Linked DNA regions of Homo sapiens: region 1 is linked to region 2. A link is a loop called in an ENCODE intact Hi-C map of the cell type or tissue named here. Cell type or tissue: endothelial cell of umbilical vein. All regions are shown on one strand. Each heading gives the region's core, and the rest is flanking DNA. Links, peaks and the distances in the headings are about the cores only.

Evidence for each region. Hi-C counts contacts between places; a loop is a spot of excess contacts. Peaks named below come from ENCODE experiments on the same cell type or tissue, not always from the same donor. Only the 100,000 strongest peaks of a DNase experiment are listed, where the experiment ranks them.
Region 1: it touches region 2 in a loop (3.0-fold over the local background); 5 of 110 quality-filtered maps call a loop at or near these places.

The regions. Positions count from the first base shown.
Region 1 is chr10:24,897,720-24,908,496 of GRCh38, reverse strand. The region is part of intron 3 of PRTFDC1 (phosphoribosyl transferase domain containing 1); the gene reads left to right. Among named protein-coding and RNA genes, the nearest start is that of PRTFDC1, 49 kb to the left of the region's middle. In endothelial cell of umbilical vein, for the core only: no CTCF peak of the experiment used is centred there; a DNase peak (open chromatin) is centred at 6,296.
Region 2 is chr10:24,846,349-24,857,125 of GRCh38, reverse strand. PRTFDC1 (phosphoribosyl transferase domain containing 1) reads left to right here. Exons shown (of 9, transcript NM_020200.7): 6 at 131-213; 7 at 1,762-1,808; 8 at 5,662-5,738; 9 at 7,235-8,512. The coding sequence ends at 7,282. Among named protein-coding and RNA genes, the nearest start is that of PRTFDC1, 100 kb to the left of the region's middle. In endothelial cell of umbilical vein, for the core only: no CTCF peak of the experiment used is centred there; DNase peaks (open chromatin) are centred at 2,665, 5,335 and 7,425; H3K27ac peaks cover 2,202 bases.

The sequences.
Region 1 (10,777 bases), core at 1,456-9,455, 52 kb before region 2:
GATCCAGTGAGGTGTACAGTAGCACCTGGACCATTCTAGGGCTCACTGTCTTCAAGCCCTGGCTGTGCCCACAGTCTTCATGAAGAAACTGGACACTGTGTCTGCTGGATGATGTATTTCTTCTTGCTTGAGGTTATGAAAAATATCAAAATATGTAAAGAAACATGCTGGATAAAAATATTGCCTTGAAATACAATGTGGTAGTCTTCTAGTTCTTTATTCCGTAAAAGACAGAGGGCATGACATGTTCAATTCAACGCAACGCAACGCAACAAAAATGTATCTGCTGCAGTGGTGGGGATACGAGAGTATGATGTAGCCCCAGGCCCTGGGGGACTTTGGTGTGGATCTCGCAGTACTCAGTGAAACTTACTATAAAAGGCCTTATTCAACATTCATTTTAAATGTCTTGGACCATATCCTAGAAAGCAGTGTTGCCCTCAAGTAAAATTTTCCCACATTTTAATGTTCCAAACACTTGGTTGCTAGAAAACTTTATAAAGAAATTTTACTGAAAATCAAACTCTTAGGACAAAGGTCATGCCATTTTGTTGCCTAGCCCTAGAATGAAATAGTCTTTTATTCTGTGTTCTCTATTTATATGAGTTAGAATACTTCACTTTGAAATGAACTTGTAGTTTTAAAATAAAAAAGGACAGAAAGTAAAAGAAAGAAAACAATTATTCCAATTTTTTTATTCTAACAATAAATGTATAACACATTACATTTAAAAGAATGTAACTTCTTTAATAGTGTTAGTGAAGCTACCCAGGATATTCAGAACTCAAATGAAGTGTACAAATGCCAAAAACGATTATGTTGCTATTTCCACAGATGTTTTCTGAGGAATTTGCCTTGAAGTGATTTAAGATGAATACTTGATTTTGATTTTTATTTTTTTGAGACAGAGTCTCACTCTGTTGCCCAGGCCAGAATGCAGTGGCGTGATCTCAGCTTACTGCAACCTCCATCTCCCGGGTTCAAGTGATTCTCCCACCTCAGCCTCCCGAGTAATGGGGACTACAGGCGTGCGCCACCACACCCAGCTAATTTTTATATTTTTTAGTAGAGATGGGGTTTCACCATGTTGACCATGCTGGTCTCGAACTCCTGACCTCAAGTGATCCACCCGCCTCAGCCTCCGAAAGTGCTGGGATTACAGGCATGAGCCACCACACCCAGCCTAAGGTGAATACTTTTATTCTACAGAAATTCTAATTCATACAAGTCACTGTTAGTCCTCATTTCCTGAGTAATTTTCCATTTTTACTTCATTTTTTTTTTAGAGACAGGGTCTAGCTCCCTTGCCCAAGTTGGAGTGCAGAGGTGCGATCATAGCTCAGTGCAGTGTCTGACTCCTGGGCTCAAGCGAATCTCTAGCCACAGCTTCCTAAATTGCTAGGATTACAGGTGTGAGCCACCGCACCTGGCCCCATTTTTATACTTATCTATACTATCTCATTTTTCTGTAACGTGTTCATATGACTTTTATATTCAGGAAAGTAAAACATAAGTTGCTTTATATGCTAAATGTATATAATGATATGCCTATATTCCAAACATATAAAGAAAGACGAACTAACAGTAAAGCCAATAACAGTGCCACAGCCTCCTGACAGCTTGTCCATTTCTCCCCTCTTTGGCCCTGTGCCTTTTAGAACCAAAGATTGTGATGCTCACACGGGAGCAGGTAGCTCAGAGCCCTCAAGCCAGCTCTCGAGAGCAGGTGAGGAAAACCTACACATGGGCTTCGTGGCCACAGTTGCTCCTGTGAAATGAGGTCTTATAGCAATCTCCTTTTTATTTCCTTGATAAGTAAAAACGTTCCAGTTAACTGGTCCCTTAGCAGAAATGCCACAGATATCAAGCAATTAAAGACAGCTTTTGTGTGATCTACATTCTGTCCATTTTTCAAGGGAGTGCTCTTTGTTCCACATGGTAAGGCACATCCATTCATTCATTCATACAAGTCATTTGTTCATATATCAGCATACTCCCTCTGTGTCTGGGACTGTGTGTGTGTGGGTGTGTGTGATGTAAGCATTCAAATGACACCATGTTTTTGTAATTCTTACTATTTCTTCATATTCCATATATCAGAGTCCTCGTAAGCTGGGGGTCCAGGGGTATCTTGACCTCAGAGAGTAGCTGGCGCTTGCAGTGTGATCAGAACCATAGTGAAGCACAAGCACAAAGCATGGAGACAGAGGCAGAGGCTTTTTCAGCTGAGTTAGGAACGTGGAGTGGGGCTCTCTACACAGCCAAGAGGAGATGGGGAGTCAGAGAAAGCAATGAGAAAGCATTGAGAAAGCAATGTCTATAGTTGCCCAAGATTACAGGAGGAAGCCTGATCTGGGATGGAAGGAGCACGCCATGCATGGGAGGTGACAGGACCAGATCTACAAAGAACAGCCTGGACATCCTATCATTTGCAACATGGATGGCACTGGAGGACACTCTGTGAAGTGAAACAAGCCAGGCACAGAAAGACAAACTTTGCATGTTCTCACTTATTGGTGGGAGCTAAAAATTAAAACAATTGAACTCATGGAGATAGAGAGTAGAAGGATGGTTACCAGAGGCTGGGAAGGGGAGTGGTGAGAGGAGGGAGCGGGGATTGCAAATGGGTACAAAAAATAATTAGAAAGAATGAATGAGACCTCAAAATATTATTAAATAAGTAATCAATAACTACTAGTTCCTCTAGGTGATTAAATTAATAGATAACTGATGGAATACAGTTGATAAAAGGAAGAGACTTGTGGTTTCCAGCTTGGGCATATGATGGATAATGTGCCATCACTGAGATAAGGAAGAGAAGAGAAAGAAACCATCCAGCAGGAAAGATAAAGATGGCAGACAAGACACTTTTAAAAAATTTCTTGGCTTGGCAAGGTGGCTCACCCTTGTAATCCCAACACTTTGGGAGGCCGAGGCAGGTGGATCAAAAGGTCAGGAGACCTTTTGGCCAACATGGCAAAACCCTGTCTCTACTAAAAATACAAAAATTAGCTGGAAGTGGTGGCACGTGCCTGCAATCCCAGCTACTCGGGAGACTGAGGCAGAAGAATTGCTTGAACCAGGGAGTCGGAGGTTGCAGTGAGCCGAGATCGTGTCACTGCACTCCATCCTGGCGACAGAGTGAGACTGTCTAAAAAAAAAAAAAAAAAAAAAAAAAATTCTTGAGACAGGGTTTCACTATGTTGCCCAGGCTAAAGGGCAGTGGCATGGTCTCGACTCACTGTAGTCTCAATCTCCCAGGCTCAAGCAATCCGCCCACCTCTGACTCCTAAGTAGCTGGGACTACAGGTGCACACCACTGTGCCTGGCTAATTTTTTTTTTTTTTGTACTTCTAGACACAAAGGGTCTTCATGTTGTCCAGGCTGGTTTAAAACTCCTGCGCTCAAGTGATCCACCCACCTCGGCCTTCCAAAGTGCTGGGATTACAGGCATGTGACACCACACCTGGCTAGCATAGACTTTTGTACATAATGACTTGAAGGACCCATGGCACACCCATGTGGAGACTTCCAGCAGGACATTAGGAAGATGAACCTTGGTACTGTAGAGATATCTTGATAAGAGATAAAAGTGAAAGGAGGAGTCGTTGGCATAAGGTGGAAATTGACACTATGGAAGGGATTGACTAGGGAATATGAAATGGGGTTGAAGGTGGAGGATAGAATTTGGGATGAAATCCACAGAAGGTGTCAGGCTGGTGAAGAGGGGCACATGGACAGGATCAGTAGCATAGGTAAAGGAACAAATAAGAGTGGTCTCTCTAAACCATGGCTTAGTCTCTTTTCCAGGATTCTTAGAGATCCCTAGAAGTTCAGATGTATTCTTAAGGTGTTTCTAGAAGAGAAGGCTCTGGAACCTTAAGTCAGGGAGCCAGGTGATCCAAGAGGTGGCATTGAAGGTGACAAGTTCACGGGGCTGAAGTGTCCCCAGGCTTCCATGTAGCAGACTTGCCTGCCTCCCTGACATGCTGTCCCAAAGACTAGCACACCTACTCGAAGACTTGCAGGAGCCCTTTCGTACTTTACACCTGATGGAAATGCATGATTGTGCAGATGTCTTTGAGGGGGGACATCTCAATAAAGATATACATTAATGTGACCTGCTCCTCACAAGTGGGTCATTCCCACAGACTAGCTTTTGTCAGCTTCATAATAAGAATATTTGCAAGTCTGAGATTCCTTGTGTGTGTGTGTGTGTGTGTGTGTGTGTGTGTATTACATTTTAGATGAAAGAGAATCTTAGTGGTATAAATGTGCAGCCCACTCAGGGCCGGTACTGAAACAACTCCCTTTGTTCCCATCAGATAAATTTCATCCACACAAGCTACCTCTGTTAAATTTTAGTGCTTTACAGTTTAGTTAGCCCAAAGAAAGACTAAAATTTTCAGTTTACAGTTTAGAAAGAATAGAACAAGGCCAAGAAGGAATAAAGTGATACTTTTTTTCTCAGTGACCCTCTTCAAATACAGTTCTTAGAATAGAACTCCAGCTCGGTGCAGTAGCTCACAGCTGTAATCCCAGCCCTTTGCGAGGCTGAGGCAGGAGAATCACTTGAGCCCAGAAGTTTGAGACCAGCCTGGGGAGGTTAGCAAGACCCAGCCCTATAAATTAATAATAATAATAATAATAATAAATTAGCTGGGTGTGTGGTTGTGTTCGCTTGTAGTCCCAGCTACTTGGGAGGCTGAAGAGAAGATCACTGGAGCCCAGGAGCACTGCACTACAGCCTAGATGACAGAGCAAGACCCTGTCTCAAAAAAAAAAAAAAGAATACAACTTCATCCTGAGAAGGAGTGGATACACAAAATGAAGAGAATATCAAACCAGAAGACCAGCTCCTACTCCTGGCTCTGCCCAAGCCAGCTGTGAGACCTCTCTAGACTTCAGTACTCTCTGGGACTTCGTTTTCCATAAATAGTGTAGGATGATTGTATTAAAATAGAAGCTTCTTAGGAACTAGGGCTGTGCCTATTAATTTCTTCCTATACTTGGCACCTTTTAAAAACTTTGAATTGAAGTGCAATATACATTCAGAAAAGTGTCCACATCATGAATGTTCAGCTTAATGAATTTTCCACCAAGCGAACAACCTTGTGTATAATCATTACCAGTTAACAAATAGAACATTACCAATCGTTGGCTTTATTAGTCTTCACTTTATAGGGGATGCCTAATAAATAATTTACTTAGTAAATGCACCTTAGTAAAAGGTGCAAACATGTTTTCTCACAACAATCCCTATATTTTCTTTTTTCTTACTTTTTTTCTTGAGATGCAGTTTCACTCCTGTCACCCAGGCTGGAGCGCTCACGATCTCAGGCACGATCTCAGCTCACTGCAACCTCTGCCTCCCAGGTTCAAGTGATTCTCCTGTCTCAGCCTCCTGAATAGCTGGGATTACAGGTGCCTGCCACCACACCCAGCTAATTTTTTGTATCTTTAGTAGAGATGGGGTTTCACTATGTTGGCCAGGCTAGTCTCGAACTCGTGACCTCAGGTGATCCACCCGCCTTGGCCTCCCAAAGTGCTGGGATTACAGGCATGAGCCACTGCATCTGGCCCCTATATTTTCTTATTAAATTCACAGGAGAAAACTTGAGCCAAATAATCTAACTCAGTCTTTCACGACCTTCTTAAAATCAGCAGATATTTGACAAAAGAATAAATGAATAAATATCCAAACCAATAATTATGTCAGAGTATCAAGGCAATGAGGAAGAAGGAAATCTAACTGTAATCTTGTTAGAGTCCATTTTACTTTCCTTCTTGTTACCTTGTCACTGGGTGATGAGAAAAGACAGTTCTCTGAATTTGTCATTCTCTTTGCTCTAAGTTTGAAGAAAAATATAAAAGTCAACTTTCTCTGGAGCACCTAGAAAAATCGCCTTTCCTAAGACAGTTTGCACTGCAATGGAATTTATGAGGAGGAGATTCTAGTCTTGGTTCTGATGTACTCCACCAAACCACCAGATCTTGGACAGAAGTTGACTGGGTCTTTCCTTTGCAAAAGGCCTGAACTACACATTTCCTAGAATTCATTCCTGCTCAAGGTTCCAATGACATGCACCTTTTCAAGATGATCAACTGTACTGAAGGTTACAGTCTGTGGCCCTGGAGCAGATAAAAATAAAGTGGGGCCCTGTAATAGTGAGTCATTGGCATCCGTCCACAGCTCTATGAGTTGGCCAAACTAACCAGGCAGAGATTAATGCCTAACTAGAATGTGGATTGCTGCTTTGCAAAAGAGCAGTTGGAAGATTAAGGAGAAAAAAAAAAAATCCTGGATAATCACCTCCCTCCTCCATCCAGCAATGAGGCAGCTTTGATGAGTAATCCATTGATTGCTATGAGCCATCAGTTTCCTTCTTTCCCTCCCTTTGCTGCAGCAGTTTTCACTGCCAGTAACCACTGCAGCTGTGCAGGGATCGTCACCAGGACACACCCCTTCACTCTGTTCTCCACCACCTCCTAACAACCAACCACGCCTTAGATAAAGGGTGCAGGAATTGCAGCAAGGGGCTTTGGCCCTTGTGGGTGGATACCTGTGGCAGTCACCGTGCATTTAGACCATCTGTGGTTGGGGAGTTGGCTGTTCATGCATGTTCTGGAAGAGAAATTCACTGCAAATGCAGAGTGAGCCAACACAACAGTAAGAGATTCTCTGCATGACTAGTATAAAATCATGTGAAAGATTAGAAATGAAGTCGCTTTGTTTCAGCCTCTATTTATCTATTTACTTACTTATTTGAGACTGGGTCTTTCTTTGTCACCCAGGATGGAGTGCAGTGGCGAAATCACAGCTCACTGCAGCCTCCTCCTACCAGGCTCAAGCGATCCTTTCGCCTCAGCCTCCTGAGTAGCTGGGACTACAGACATGTACCACTATGCCTGGCCAATTTTTTTTTTAACTTTCTGTAGAGACAGAGTCTTGCTATGTTGCCCAGGCTGGTTTCACACTGCTGGACTCAAGCAATTCTCTCGCTTTGGCCTCCCAAAGTGCTGGGATTACATTCCTGTTTCAGCCTTTAAAATAAAAAACATTTTAGGGTATGTTAGTAAGTGAGGTGGTGGTGGTCATTTCTCTTTAAATGAGACTTTCCATCTATAATTTCTATTTTTATTACACTCTCTCAGGCCTGCTGGGTTCCTTCACCCTTAATTGCTGACATTCTGCCAACAAAGAAACACCCACTTAGTTTCTTTCTTACATAGTTGCAAGTTCCTTTTTTCTTATTGACTTGATGTTACCCTGCTCTGCCATTCAAAAAACAAGAAACAAGAGCATGATCTGGCCATGTGAGAAACAGAGGAATTATAATTGTGGCTTGTGATACACATACATATAGGAACCAAGACACAATTTTCTGTTAGATTTGTAATGATGTCTGAAGCATATGATTCTGAAAAATTCGAGAAAACTAGACACATTTCCGATGCTATAATATGATTCTGAGTTGTACTTGCTTTGTACTTTGACAGTTTCAGGTTCCATATTCAGACCCACAAATTTCAAAATCTAATTGCAAACACCTGTTAGCGACAAGTTACCACAAAATAGTCTCCTTTCGTAGGGTCATGCCTGGGAAACAGAGCTCTTCCTTTTTAGGTACAAGCTTTATGCATAGATTTTTATTTATATAAAATGTTCGGCCCAAGTCTTTGTAAACAGTACTTACCCAGGTTATTTATTTTTTAATTCTAAATATAAACATGTACAAAATGTAGGAACTAAAATTTCCAAACTAACTGGCTTGCAAACAATATTATATAGATTTGTTGATTTGGTTTGTAGAATGTTTTTTATTCAATGAATTTTTTTCATTCAGTGAATCACTTTGATGAGAATATTTAAAAGAATAAAGAGCTGTATATCAAAAAGATCATATTTTTCAGCAAGTTATCCTTTCACAAAATTATTCCACACATTCCTTCTCCCTCTGTTTCCACTCAAGATTCTAGAAGGATCTGAGGTGTTGCCTTTCTGTTAATAAGAGGATAACTTTATGGAGCTGCAAAAGTTGATAGGAAAAATTCAGATGCAAAAGTTCTAAGTTACCTAAGGGTAAAATATCACCCACAGAGCTTCCGAGTTCCTGGCTTGTTAGTTTCTCTGCCTCTTTGAGCCTAGACATGGAACAGTGCGTAAGCTACACACCCAGAGCTAAGACACTGGGAATCAAGACCAGGGCAATGTTCCGTTTCTCACATCTGCTCAGTATTGGCTTAGGTTTTCTCAAGAATTTACATTTGGGAGGAAATTCTGTAGGGGCAAAGTTACTTAAGTTCTCCCAATCCAACAGTGTGGGAAATGGTATCAAATAAGTAGGCCACTTTTCAAAAGGGAGAGGCTGCATCAGTAAATTAGGAGAACTGTGGAATTCTGCCCATTGATGGAATAGCTTAAGTTTTTTTAAATTGATTTTTAAACTGTCACCAGCTAGCAGTCTCCACATATCTACCACTTTCTTCATAAATAAAATGTGTGAGTTCTATAAAATTTCTGAGTTCTTTTCCAATCCATTTTCCACCAATGCCCTAAATCCCCCAATACCAGTAGATGAGAGTCCACAGATACCCATATCTGTAAAATAAAGAAATCCACAAAAGCAGCATTATTGTTCAACTCGGAATACTTCCCGCAACATTGTTGGCTGTTCTCTAACTGAATTAGAGCATTTTATTGTTGTGGGAACATGTTTAAAATGACCATCATTCATCATTGTCATCTGTCTCTATTATCTTGAAAACTTGGATTTTTAAAGAGCCATGTTGTATTTTTTCTTTGTCTCTAAAGTATATGGTTCAGATGTCAGATGTGGCATCTCTGATGATAGCATGGTAGAGTCCACTTTCTGGTTAGTTAAAAATCAGTATGCTCTAGAAATGCTCTGCTTGATTTCCATATAATGGGTAAATTGTTATTTCCCAAAATCAATTCCCACCCCCTAAGTTTTGTGGAGGATGCGGTCGTTGGTCAGAGGTGGCAGGTCATTCTGTTTGGTCCCACTCAAACAGTATAGCCGGGAATAGTTATACAGAGCTCCAAGCGTATAACCCCAATCCAGTTGATCTCAGAGCATTTCCCAACCACACAGTCACAAAGGAATGCCTTCACTTGCAATAAAATAAGACAAAGTTGTGCTTTAACCTCACAAGAAGAAGAGGTCCAACTACTGTGGAAAGAAAGCATTGACCAATAATATTATCAACTGATGTTGTGGGAGACACAAATTGGGGGGTGGCTCCCTGGTTCCAGCAATTTCCTCAGTTGCCCCAACGGTGGTATTCCATTCACTCCACTGCTCTCATAGGAGATCCACATGGCCCCTTGGTCACAGCACTTGATGGAAGGGTAGGTATTTTAGTCCGTTTGGGCTGCTGTAACAAAGTGCCATAGACTGGTTGACTTATAAACAATAAAAATTTATTTCTCACAGTTCTGGAGGCTGGAAGTCCAAGATTAAGGTGCTGGCATGGCTGGGTTCTGGTGAGGGCTTCCGGGTTGCATGTGGCCAGCTTCTTGTATCCAGAAAGACAAGCATTCTGGGGACTCTTTTATAAGGGAAAGAATCCCATGACTTAATTACCTCTCTGAGGCTCCCCCTCCTTATAGCATCATATTGGGGGTGAGGATTTTAATGTGTGAATTTGGGGGAGACATAAACATTCAGTTCTTAGCAATTTCTCATACACCTAGGCTGATCCTTGTGGTACACGTATACTTGGCCACAATGACTGGTCCAAGGGTAGATGTGTCATCCAAGCCAGACCAATCAAGTCTTTCTTGGAATTTTTCACACTGGAGTTTGGAGGGGGAAATCCTTTCTTCTTGGGTAATGAGGCAAGAATGTGAGCCTAAAGATGGAGGAGAAGCAGAGACAAGAAGGAGAAAAGGAGAGGGAGACCCGAAGCCATCTGTGTTCCTGGTTCTATTATAGAGTGCCACTGTCACTTGAACTGCCTTCCTAAGCCTGCTGGTCCAACTCTTCATTCCTTTTTTTTTTTTTTTTTTGAGACAGGGTCTCATTCTGTCACCCGGGCCGGAGTACAGTGGCACAATCATGGCTCACTGCAGCCTCGACCTCCCAGGCTCAATTGATTCTCCCATCTCAGCCTCCCGAGTAGCTGACACTCCAGGTGTGCGCCACCAGGCCCAGCTAATTTTTGTGTTTTTTTTTTTTTTTTTTTTGTAGAGACGGGATTTCCCCATGTTTCCCAGGCTGGTCTCAAACTCTGGTTTTAAGAGAACTGCCCACCTCAGCCTCCCAGAGTGCTGAGATTACAGGTGTGAGCCACTGCGCACAGCCTCAGCTCTTCTTTTCCATCAGTCACCTTTCTGTTTAAATTAGTTCAAATGGAGTTCTTGTCACTTGCAGCTGAGAAAATCCTGAATTGGACACTTATCAAAAAAAAGTACTTTACAAGATCACTGTTAATGGCTGGTAAGCATCCCGTGATATGCACACCTTTACATACTTTTCAAGTCTTCCTCTATTATAGGACACTTAGATTCTTTAAAGACGCCCTGCACCATAAATAATGCTGTGATAAACATCCTTATTCATAAAATATTGTGCACCTCTCTGACTGTCCCATTAGACTTGCTGCTAAGACCACATGCACTTTGAAAGCTTTTGAGACCTTATGATCAAATTTCCCTGCCAAACAGTTGCATTTCATGTATATATCTGACAGTCATTCATGAAAGAAAGCGTCTATTTTTTCACGTTGTTGCCACATATTAGATATTATCACT
Region 2 (10,777 bases), core at 1,738-9,737:
CTACTGTGGCTCCAAATTGGATGGCATTTTTAATTACGATGCATTATTAATCAGGAGTATCTCCCTGGGTGAAAAGTCTATTGTGCTGCTCAAATGCATTTTGTTGAATTTATCTGTCCTTTTTGCAAAGGATGTTGTCGGAACTGGGAGGACCATGAAAGCACTACTCAGCAATATAGAGAAATACAAGCCCAACATGATTAAGGTAGCCAGGTGAGTTGGACATTCATAGCATGGTGATTTCTAGTTTTCCAAGCAAGCCCAAAAGGGATGCTAACACAGGATGCTCTTTCCAAAGAGTGTAATATATTCCAAACTAGTGACCTTTTCCCCTGGGGTATTACAGCTTGACCACACTGAAAAACAGCCCTTGACTGCTAGCCTGAGAGAAGTAAGGGAAGAAGACGTGCTTTGCCGTGTTTCTGAGTTCCTCTTTACTGTGCCTCCATTAGCTGTTTCCAGGAGCAGCTGGATGAGCCCCCGTGCAATTGCTCCGCTCCCTTCATTTTTTTTGTTCTTTGTTTGTTTGTTTTGAGACAGAGTCTTGCTCTGTTGCCCAGGCTGGGCTGGAGTGCAGTAGCACAATCTCGGCTCACTGCAACCTCCACCCCCTGGGTTCAAACAATTCTGATGCCTCAGCTTCCCGAGTAGCTGGGACTACAGGCGCCTGCCACTGCACCCAGCTAATTTTTTGTATTTTTAGCAGAGATGGGGTTTCACCATGTTGGCCAGGCTGGTCTGGAACTCCTGACCTCAAGTGATCTGCCTGCCTCAGCCTCCCAAAGTGCTAGGATTACAGGCACGAGCCACTGCACCCGGCCCTTTTTTTTTTTCTTTTTTATTCTTTAATATGAGACAGGGTCTTGCTCTGTCGCCCAGCCCAAGCTGGAGGGCAGTAGTGTGATCATAACTCACTGCAGCCTCAAACTTCTGGGCTCAAGTGATCCTCCCACCTCAGCCTCCTGAGTAGCTAGGACAGCTACCTTTTTTTTTTTTTTTTTTTTTTTTTTTTGAGACGGAGTCTTGCTCTGTCACCCAGGCTGGAGTGCAGTGGTACAATCTCAGCTCACTGCAACTTCACCCTCCCGGGTTCGAGCAATTCTCTTGCTTCAGACTCCCATGTAGCTGAGACTGCAGACACGTACCACCATGCCCAGCCAATTTTTGTATTTTTAGTAAAGATGGGTTTTCACCATGTTGGCCAGGCTGGTCTCAAACTTATGAGCTCAAGTGATTTGGCCTCCCAAAGTGCTGGAATTACAAGCATGAGCTACTGTGCCTGGCTGACAGCTACCTTTTTAAAAAGTTTTTTTATATTTTATCTGCTTTTTGAGACAGGGTCTCTTTCTGTCACCTAGGCTGGAGTGCAATAGTGCAATCAAGGCTCACTGCAGCCTTCAACTCCTGGGCTACAACAATCCTCCCACCTCAGCCTCCCAAGTAGCTGGGACTACAGGCAGGTGCCACCACACCCAGCTAAATTTTTTAATTTTTTGTAGAGACAGGGGTCTCGCTATGTTGCCCAGACTGGTCTTGAACTCTGGGCTCAAGTGATCCTCCCACCTTGTCCTCCCAAAGCACTGGGATTACAGATGTAAGCACTGTGCCTGACCTGCTGTCTTCTTTTTATCCAGAACCATCTATATAGTGCCACAGTAGCAAAATATGTATTTCAAGTACATCTTTTAATGATGCTTGATTCTATTTACAATTCATAGAGATTTGATTGGGTTCACTAAAGCATGTCTTTTTTAATGGTAGTTTGTTGGTGAAGAGAACATCCAGAAGTGACGGCTTTAGACCTGACTGTAAGTGTTTTTCAGTTTTTTGTTTGTTTGTTTGTTTGTTTTGTGCTTATGGTGTTTCATTTTATGTTTAAGAATCTTTGGTTTCCTATTTGACAGCATTGCATGTGGATTTGAAACTGTGTAGGGCTGATAGTCCCACGGATTCCTCATGATCTCCCCCACCTTGATAGGGAAAACAGAACCCTTCAAAATGAGGGTCTTCAATGTTCTAATTTGCATCTTTCACAGGAACTCTGTTCCGTGCATTGGGTATTTTTATTTGTATGTTTCACACAGCACCTTAACTACAGAGAAGTCAGCTGAAAAGTTTCAGGGAGTAGAGGAAGACCTGATCCCGCTGGACTGACTCAGACACATAGGATCCCCGCCTTGGCCTCTATTCTCACCAGTCAGACAAGGAGAGGTGCTATGGAGGTTTAGAGGGATTCTTATGCCATCATCCGGAACTATTACCAGACAACGCACAATGGTGACCTTTAGCAAGCCTGAATTGTAACGCACAGAAGGGGAAATCTAAGACAGCTCCCCTTCACCTCCAAACCAAAGCTCCGTAACACAGAGAATTAGCAGAGCAGGTATCTCTAGATACCATCTTCACACTTGACTTCAGATGTGTGTTCTCTAGGGCTTCCTCATCTAGGACACTCTCCTCCCTTCTCCCCATAATAAGCCTAGTTCTAACACCAAGAAGGATAAACACGCAGCCTAATTATTTATTATTCTAACACTAGAGGCGATTTTTTTTCACTTGCATAGGCAGACTTCAGCTTGATTTTTATAACTTACATTTGCTCCAAAGCTCCTGGGATAATTTGGCTACAGTTCTCTTCAGCAAGCTGAACAAACATTAGCGAAAGAGAAGTGCAGTATGGATGGGTGACATGCCAGCGACATTTAGCCAGTGACTCTACATTCTGAAAACAAGTTTCATGCCTGTGCTGGATGTGTTAACTCTGGACCATGTCAGTTCTGGGCAGAGAGACCCAATCGCATGTTCTCATCTATTACTATTATCAAAGGTATAATCTGGATGTAGTCAAGGTTGCATGCGGTTACTAAGCAGAAATTGTCTAAGGAAATAGTACAGGATACTCAGTGTATAAATAAGATTTTAACTGAAGTTGAAAAACATTCACTTCAATGACAAATTTCTTATATCACTTATAATAACAGCAATAAAATAATAGCAGCTAACACTAGGAAGAGGTCGTGATGTGCCATGCACTATTCTAAGAGCTATACAGAGATTAGCTCATTTCATCCACACAATAGCTCTCTAAAGGTAGGAGCTGTTGTTGTACCTATTTTACAGATGAGGAAATTGAGCACAGCAAGCTTAAATAGCTTGCCAAAGTCATGTAGCCATGAGTGTCAGGCCAATATTAAGCCCAGGCAATCTGGTTTCAGTCACTGCCCTGACTCTTCCACTACATCTGCAAGTAACATCTGCTATTGCAAATGTAAGTGTAGGAGCTGCCTGCATTTACCAGCTAAGGATAGGTCACTCTGATTCATGATTGTCCTGCTGATCCATCATCCTTTTATTCTATGACATCTCAAGTTTTGGCCTTCTAAATAGGCTTTGGGCTCTCATTTTCCCAGTGTGAGTTGCCCTGCCTAATGGAAGGATTGCATTGCTCCCTATAAAGTCATTATTATAACCCTGGTTACAAACAGGGTTTCTTGGGATTTGCTCATATTATTATTATTATTATTTGAGACGGAATCTGACTCTGTCGCCCAGTGCAGTGGCGTGATCTTGGCTCACTGCAACTTCTGCCTCCCAGGTTCAAGTGATTCTCCTGCCTCAGCCTCCCAAGTAGCTGGGACTACAGGTACCACCACACCTGGCTAATTTTTGTATTTTTAGTAGAGATGGGGTTTCACCATGTTGGCCAGGCTGGTCTTGGACTCCTGACCTCAGGTGATCCACCCACCTAAGCCTCTCAAAGTGCTGGGATTACAGGCGTGAGCCACTGCACCTTACCTTTTTTTTTTCTTTTTGAGATGGGATCTCACTTTGTTGCCTAGGCTGGTCTCAAACTCCTGGCCTCGAATGATCTTCCTGCCTCAGCCTCTTGAATAGCTGGGACTGCAGGTGCGCACCCGGCTTCATATTCTTTTAGCTAGCTCAGAATCTCTGTTCCTTCTTTCTCTCTGGATTTATGAGGCTTTGTACTTTGCGTTCCTTTCTCCTGATTGATTCTTTCTTTTCTCCTCAATGTAACTTCTGACCTCTTCTGCTCTTGCTTCTCCTCTCTTACTCTTTTTTTCAAGAAACTCTGCAGTTTGGAGGAATCAAGCAGGCTTCCTAGCAAGGGACTCCATAATGCAACCCCCTAGAAAATAAGTCCCTCACCTCTAGTACTTATTTTCCTAGCAAGGGACTCCATAATGTAACCCCCTAGAAAATAAGTACCTCCAGTACTTTCTATGAGCATGAACCAGTCGTTTTCTTCTTGTGAAAGCATCGTTGGTCATAGTCACTGTGGAGATGACTTTGCCCAGGCTATAAGCCCACTGGCTGTACCCAAGTACACTTCCATTAAAAGTAAGCAAATAAATCTCTCATCTATAATACTGTAATAAACAAACCTGTAAGATTCCAAAACACTGAAACAAGTTTGAAAATCACTGGACCAGTGCACCTTTATTCTGTTTCAAGACTTCTGAAGAAGGAGAGCTATTGTCTGTTCCTTAAGAATTCTCTCCAATAAGTATTAGCCAGGCGTAGTTTTGCATGCCTGTAGTCCCAGCTACTCAGGAGGCTGAGGTGAGAGGATCTCCTGAGCCTGTGGAGGTAGAGGCTGCCGTGAGCCATGATCACACGCCTGGACAACAGAGTGAGATCCTTTCTCAAAAAATAGCCAGGTTCAGTGGCCCATGCCTGTAATCCCAGCACTTTGGGAGACTGAGGCGGATGGATCACTTGAGGTCAAGAGTTCGAGACTGGCCTGGCCAACATGGTGAAACCCCATCTCTACTAAAACTACAAAAATTAGCCTGGCATGGTGGCACACGTCTGTCTTCCCAGCTACTCGGGAAACTGAGGCAGGAGAATGGCTTGAACCCTGGTGGTGGAGGCTGCAGTAAGCCAAGATCGCGAGACTCGGTCTCAGAAAAAAAAAAAGAATCCTTTCTGACAAAAAATCATCATCTTTTCAATGAATCTTCTTTTGCTTTTCATAAGTACCTTGCACTGTGCTTAAATCCATTTCCTCTCATTCTGCCCTCAGTAGGGAGCTCATTAATATCCTCTGCATCATGAACCCAAAGACCAGCATTAATGCAACCTCCACATTCTCTTCCTCAAGTTGAACAATCCCGTTGCCTTTCATCTTGTGTCCTGGCTTTTGCTTTCCAGCCCTTTAAACAGCCAAGACACTGAGTACAGCGGGAGAATTGCTTTCTAGTTGCTGTGGCCCGCGCACCTGTTCACATAATGCAGCGTCGTAACGCCTTCTGCTTGAACTTTCCTTTGTGTTGTTGAGAGTGTTTCCTTTGGCATCGTATCACTGCATACTGCTTGCTTTAGAACACCAGGGCCACGTGACTCAATTATGCATATTTCTTGTTATGCACCAGGCTTCCTGAGCCCTTTCTCAACTCTGTATGCTAGATCAGTCATTCTTCATTGTAGGTTGGCTTGTTTGCCTTGCCTCCTTCCTCCCGAGTAGTCCTTCGGGTCCAGGTCCCTCTTGGGCTCATCGTGTGCATTTCTCACCATTTCTCACTCCCTCCTGCCTCAATGAAAGGTCCTCAAGTTTGAGTGGCGACAGCAGCATATGGTGACTTGCATTTATATAATCTAAATTTTGTTCCTTTTTTTTTTTCTCTTTCTCTGTCTGCTAAGATGCTGGATTTGAGATTCCAAACTTATTTGTGGTGGGATATGCCTTAGATTACAATGAATACTTCAGAGATCTGAATGTAAGTCTTGCATGCAAATCCCTAACCGCCCTTTTTATAAGAACTTAACAATTTAAAAAAGTATTGAATGCGTGTTAGTGATGTCTGCTATTGATTGAGTATCTTCTATGTCAGGAGTATGGTGAGCACATTGCATCCATACTCCCAATTAACTCCCACTACTATTCTGCAGGGTAGGTATCAGGATGATAGAGGCAAATTATGATTATCTCTATTTTGTACTAAAGAAATAGGAAGCTAAAAGCAGAACTATGGTTTGACACTGATTCTTCTCCATAGTCATTGACTGTGCCCAACCAACCATAACAATAGCCAATATTCTATACACTGGTTTGTGTCAGTGCTTGAACTCTAGCAGGTTTCAATTACAGTGGCATGCAGCTCATAACTCTTCCCTCTTTGGGGGAAATGATCTCACCACACAGACGTGGACCCCCAGTGTGGACCCCAGCTGTGTGACCCTGACCAACACTGCATGATCTAGAGGTAGACAACTTACCCATAGTGGACCAATCAGTCTCTCTGTCCTGGGAATTAGAAATTTAAACCAAAAGTCACAGAGACTGAGTGTGTTCAGACTTCAACCACTAGGATAGCAGTGCCCCCAGAGAGTATCCATAGCACCATGGGTGAAAGTCTCTGGAGCTGCCCTTGTTCCTGCCTTCTAGTTGCTTCATTGCCCAGCTCATCCTTGGATTCTGAGAGCTACCCCAGTATTCCACCAATAAATTCCCCCTCCCCCCTCTTTAAAGACACAGGGTCTCACTCCACAGTCTCACCTAGGCTAGAGTGCAGTGACGCAATCATAGCTCACTGCAGCCTTGAACTCCCAGGCTCAAGCGATCCTCCCGCCTCAGCCTCCTGAGTAGCTGGGACTACAGGCACACGCCACTATGCCTAGCTAATATTTTTACTTGCTGTAGAGATGGGGTCTTCGTATGCTGTCCAGGCTGGTCTTGAACTCCTGGCTTCAAATCATGCTCCCACCTCAGCCTCCCAAAGTACTGGGATTACAGACAGGGGCCACTGAGCCCATCCAAATCCTCCTTTTTTGCTTACATTAGCCTGGCCCCATTTCTGTTGCTTTCAATCAAAATATTCCTAACCCTTTGCTTGTTGCCCAAAAAGGGTTGAATAAGAGCCCATGTTGTGCTTGCCACTGTTATTTCTCCATTCACCCAAGCAGTTGTCATCTTACCAGTAGGAGACTTCTGTTTCTAGCAGGGCTAAACATACAGCTCCCTCAGCATTTCTGGGTTTTAGGGACCTGGGGAGCCGGATTCAGAATAGGAATCTCCAAACTAAACCACAAAGGACCTTTTGTCAAGCACTTGAATGGGTCTCTTTAGATTTTACCCACACATATAAATACACACATTTCTATTTAAATGATCAATAGCCAATTACAGGATGGCATTCGGTTATTACTGCATCACCTTTTCTGTGTCTCATATTTTGTTAAGAAACTGATGCGTTTAAATCCTTTATTGTTTCAGCACATATGCGTCATCAATGAGCACGGTAAAGAAAAATATCGAGTCTAAAGACATGAATTCTCACCACTAAAGTCCCAGATAGCATCATATTTACGCCTGTACTTGGGAAGCCAGCTGTCAAGTTTGTCCCCCCAGGCATCTTCACTCAGCAGGATATAAAAGAAAAAAATGTTCAAATGAGAGAGCTTTCTTTTCTGAGGTTAATATAAAGAGTATCAAAGGTTCCTAAGGAAAAGAAAGCAGTGCTTTTATTTGACTTGTTCCAAATTAAACACTCCGCCTTGTGACTCAGCAATGCTATCTACCTTCACACTCCTGAGCTCCGCCTTCCTTTGTTTTGATACAGTCATTATATTTGATTAGTATTCCCAGGAATACCCCCACCTAGTTACTCAAATATTTTTCACTTAACTTTTTATACTCTTATTTTGGTAATAAGCTTACAATATTAAGAAGCTGGGGACTTTTTTTTAACTGAAGACTTGAGTCCCCTATACCGGGAATGCAGCTATTAATAGATTCCCATATTTTAAAAGGAGGGAAAGGACAATTTAATATAAATTTCTGTTTGTGCATTTCTGACAGGCCATTATTATCTGCTTTGACAAAGCCTTTCTGAAACGCAGTGTACAATGAATCTTAATGATGTTATGAAACGAGCTTTGCTCGGGGCTCTTGATTGGAGCTTCCGGTATGTGATGACGGTATGTCATGTATGCATGGATGTACTCAACTGTGTTTAATACTCTGAATTTTAATTAGAAAAAAATACAATAGCAGCAAGGCCCTGGTTTCTAAGCTGTATCCTTTTATTCATGTGGGACATGAGCAAATGGCAGAATTAGGGGCGAGTGCTTTCAATGCTCGAAACTAAGCAAGTATAAATTTTTCCTCTTATTTGCATGAAAGGACAAGACACTGTTATGCCCTGTCCTAAATGTGAAGACAGAGGTTGAATTTTTTAAAAAATATCTTTAAAAGACTGATCACAAAATCCAAGGTGCTACAGGAAACAAGCACACTCAAGAAAGTTTTTTTCTGAATAACATTTTTTTCCAATTTCTCCGTTTTATAAGACATTTCCTAATTTATGGGGATTTTAATTGAAAATAAACTTGAGTCCCAATAGAGCTGTTTTTTTCTCACTTCCTACAAAATGCAAATGCAAAATAAATAACTAAGCAGCTTTTGTTTGGTTCTGAACCGTATGTGGCGTATTGTTATTAGGTTCTAGCTTCCTTTAAACTAATAAAGAATAAGAAAACTTGTTATGTTTTATCACTTCTTACTGTTTTTCTTCCGCCTCCATATTTTTTAAATACTTTCAGACATTAACATGTATGTGAGTCAGTAGCTTAAATATACGACTGCATGTATCTATCCTGCGGCTTTATTTTTGTTAACTTGGATTAAATCCAATATATGCACTAGTAGAAGCAAATGATTAAGCTGGGCTAGATCTGCTGCTTTTTTTTTTCCTCAAGCTCGTTTGTGAGAACAAGGAATTTTAGTTGTAAAAGAAGATTTTCCTGCATATCTTTGTTTCGGTCAGAGAAGAAAACAAGCCACACCCAAATATCCCAAGGGATAAGTCTGCAAAAGGAATCTCTTCTAGCTTTGTTTCACAGAAGCATTGGTACCCAAGCTTAGATTTATAATTGTGTCTGACTGACGAATTTCTTGAAATACCAAAATTAACACTCTGAATATAGCTTTTTTTTCACAATGCCATGTTTATGTCAGAGGACCTAGAAAAATCCAGGCACACATTTGGTTTTAAGTGTAAAATTATCCATAAGTATGCAATATGAAAATGTTTTCTTAAAAACGTTGAATTTTAGTAAGCATCAGTATCCTTTCTGAGGACAGTCTGTTTATTCAAATTAGAAAGGAGATTGATCTACCTCACAAGATTGTGAGGACTTGTATAGTTAATGCTGAAAATTCACTAAATATGCAAGAAGTTTAATCATGCTTGCAGTTTTTTCCTACCAGACAATATTTTGACAGTGATAGCCAAGAAAGTCATCTTGGGAAAAATAGTATTTCCTTTTCTCTTGCAAAACTCATGTCTAGTTAATATCACTGAGTTTATTCACTCTAAACCAAAAATGCAAAACTTATTACTTGATTAATAACAAATCCATTATTAATTTAGTGTTCCAAAGCTGATTTGTAAGGGGGAAAATGTGTATGTGTGTGTGTGTGTATGTGTGTGTGCGTGTGCGTGTGTGTATGTGTGTGTGTGTGCGTGTGCGCGCGTGTGTGTGTATTTCACTGGGAAGTTTGGAATCAGTTATAATCAACATAATTAGTAATATTTTGGGATTTTCCAAACAAATTAGAACCCCTCATTATAAATTGGTCCTTTCTTACAGGGACTGGAATGTACTCATTTTTGACCCACGGACCCCCTAGATGTAAATGGCAAATAGTCAAATCCCGACATACCTTGTTTAATCTTTGCGTATAAGATGGCTTGCCATGTTTCAGGCCTTCTGAGACTGTGAAAACAGCCTTTCAGAGCACAGTCAGGCATTTGCTCAGCCTTCTGTGAAATCAACTTGTGTCTTCCCAATGGAGAGAAAAAGCAGGCTATTCCACATCCAGAGACCGGGTGTCATGGAAATATGCCCTCCCTTTTGTCATAGAGGTAGTGTGTTCTAGGAAGTTGAAACCCCAAACCACGCTCTCCACCCAGTTATCTGACTAATTTGGGCAAACTTAGCATTTGGGAGTTTTACTGACTTTGCAATCGTGAAGCTCCTTTGGATCCCAAGATGACAATTGAGAGCTAACAACAAGCCAGTTTCAGGAAGGGAAGAAGGGGATCTCAAGAGGGGCCTTTGCACGCTGCTGAGGGGAGGTGTGCAGAAATAGGAAGAGGGTGTGCATGGAGAGGGCTGCATTATTTCTTGGCCAGTCATACACCCATGATGGCTTCTGAGCCCGGTGCAAAGAGGAAGACTAAGACACCAGCCTAAAGAGCTGCATTCATGGTTATCTTTGTGCTGCATAGTGGAGCTGACAGGCCAGCTGTTCTTCACATTTCATTGAGGAGCACGGGGAAGCTTTGGGGTGGGAAGAAGCAGGAAAGTAGCTCCGTGCTAGCACCCCAAGGGCTCTGCAATTTGGGAAGCACTGTGGACTGGAATGGGCGCTTCCCAAGATGCCACCCTCCAGAAGCGTCATGAGCCACAGACATCCGCAAGGAGACCAGAGCCCACATGAGAGGAATGTTGATGGACAAGTTCCAGAAAGCTCAGAGCACCCCAGGAACCCAGCTACAGCATCAGGTTGTGCAGCCCGCACTGCTGGTGCCCTCACAAAGACATCAAACCAAGGAGAGCCCACACTTCACTTGCCAACCCGTGGACCCTGGCTCACGACTGCATCAGCCCTGAGGAAGAGGTGCCTTTTCCTAAAAAGAGAGTCTCTTTCTAGTCCTCTCAGAAGAGATAGGTTTTTGCAATTTCTCAGCCAGGAGGGAGTGGCTTTTTAAGATAGGGTGGGGCACTGAAGCCCTACACTGCCCAAGAGGGA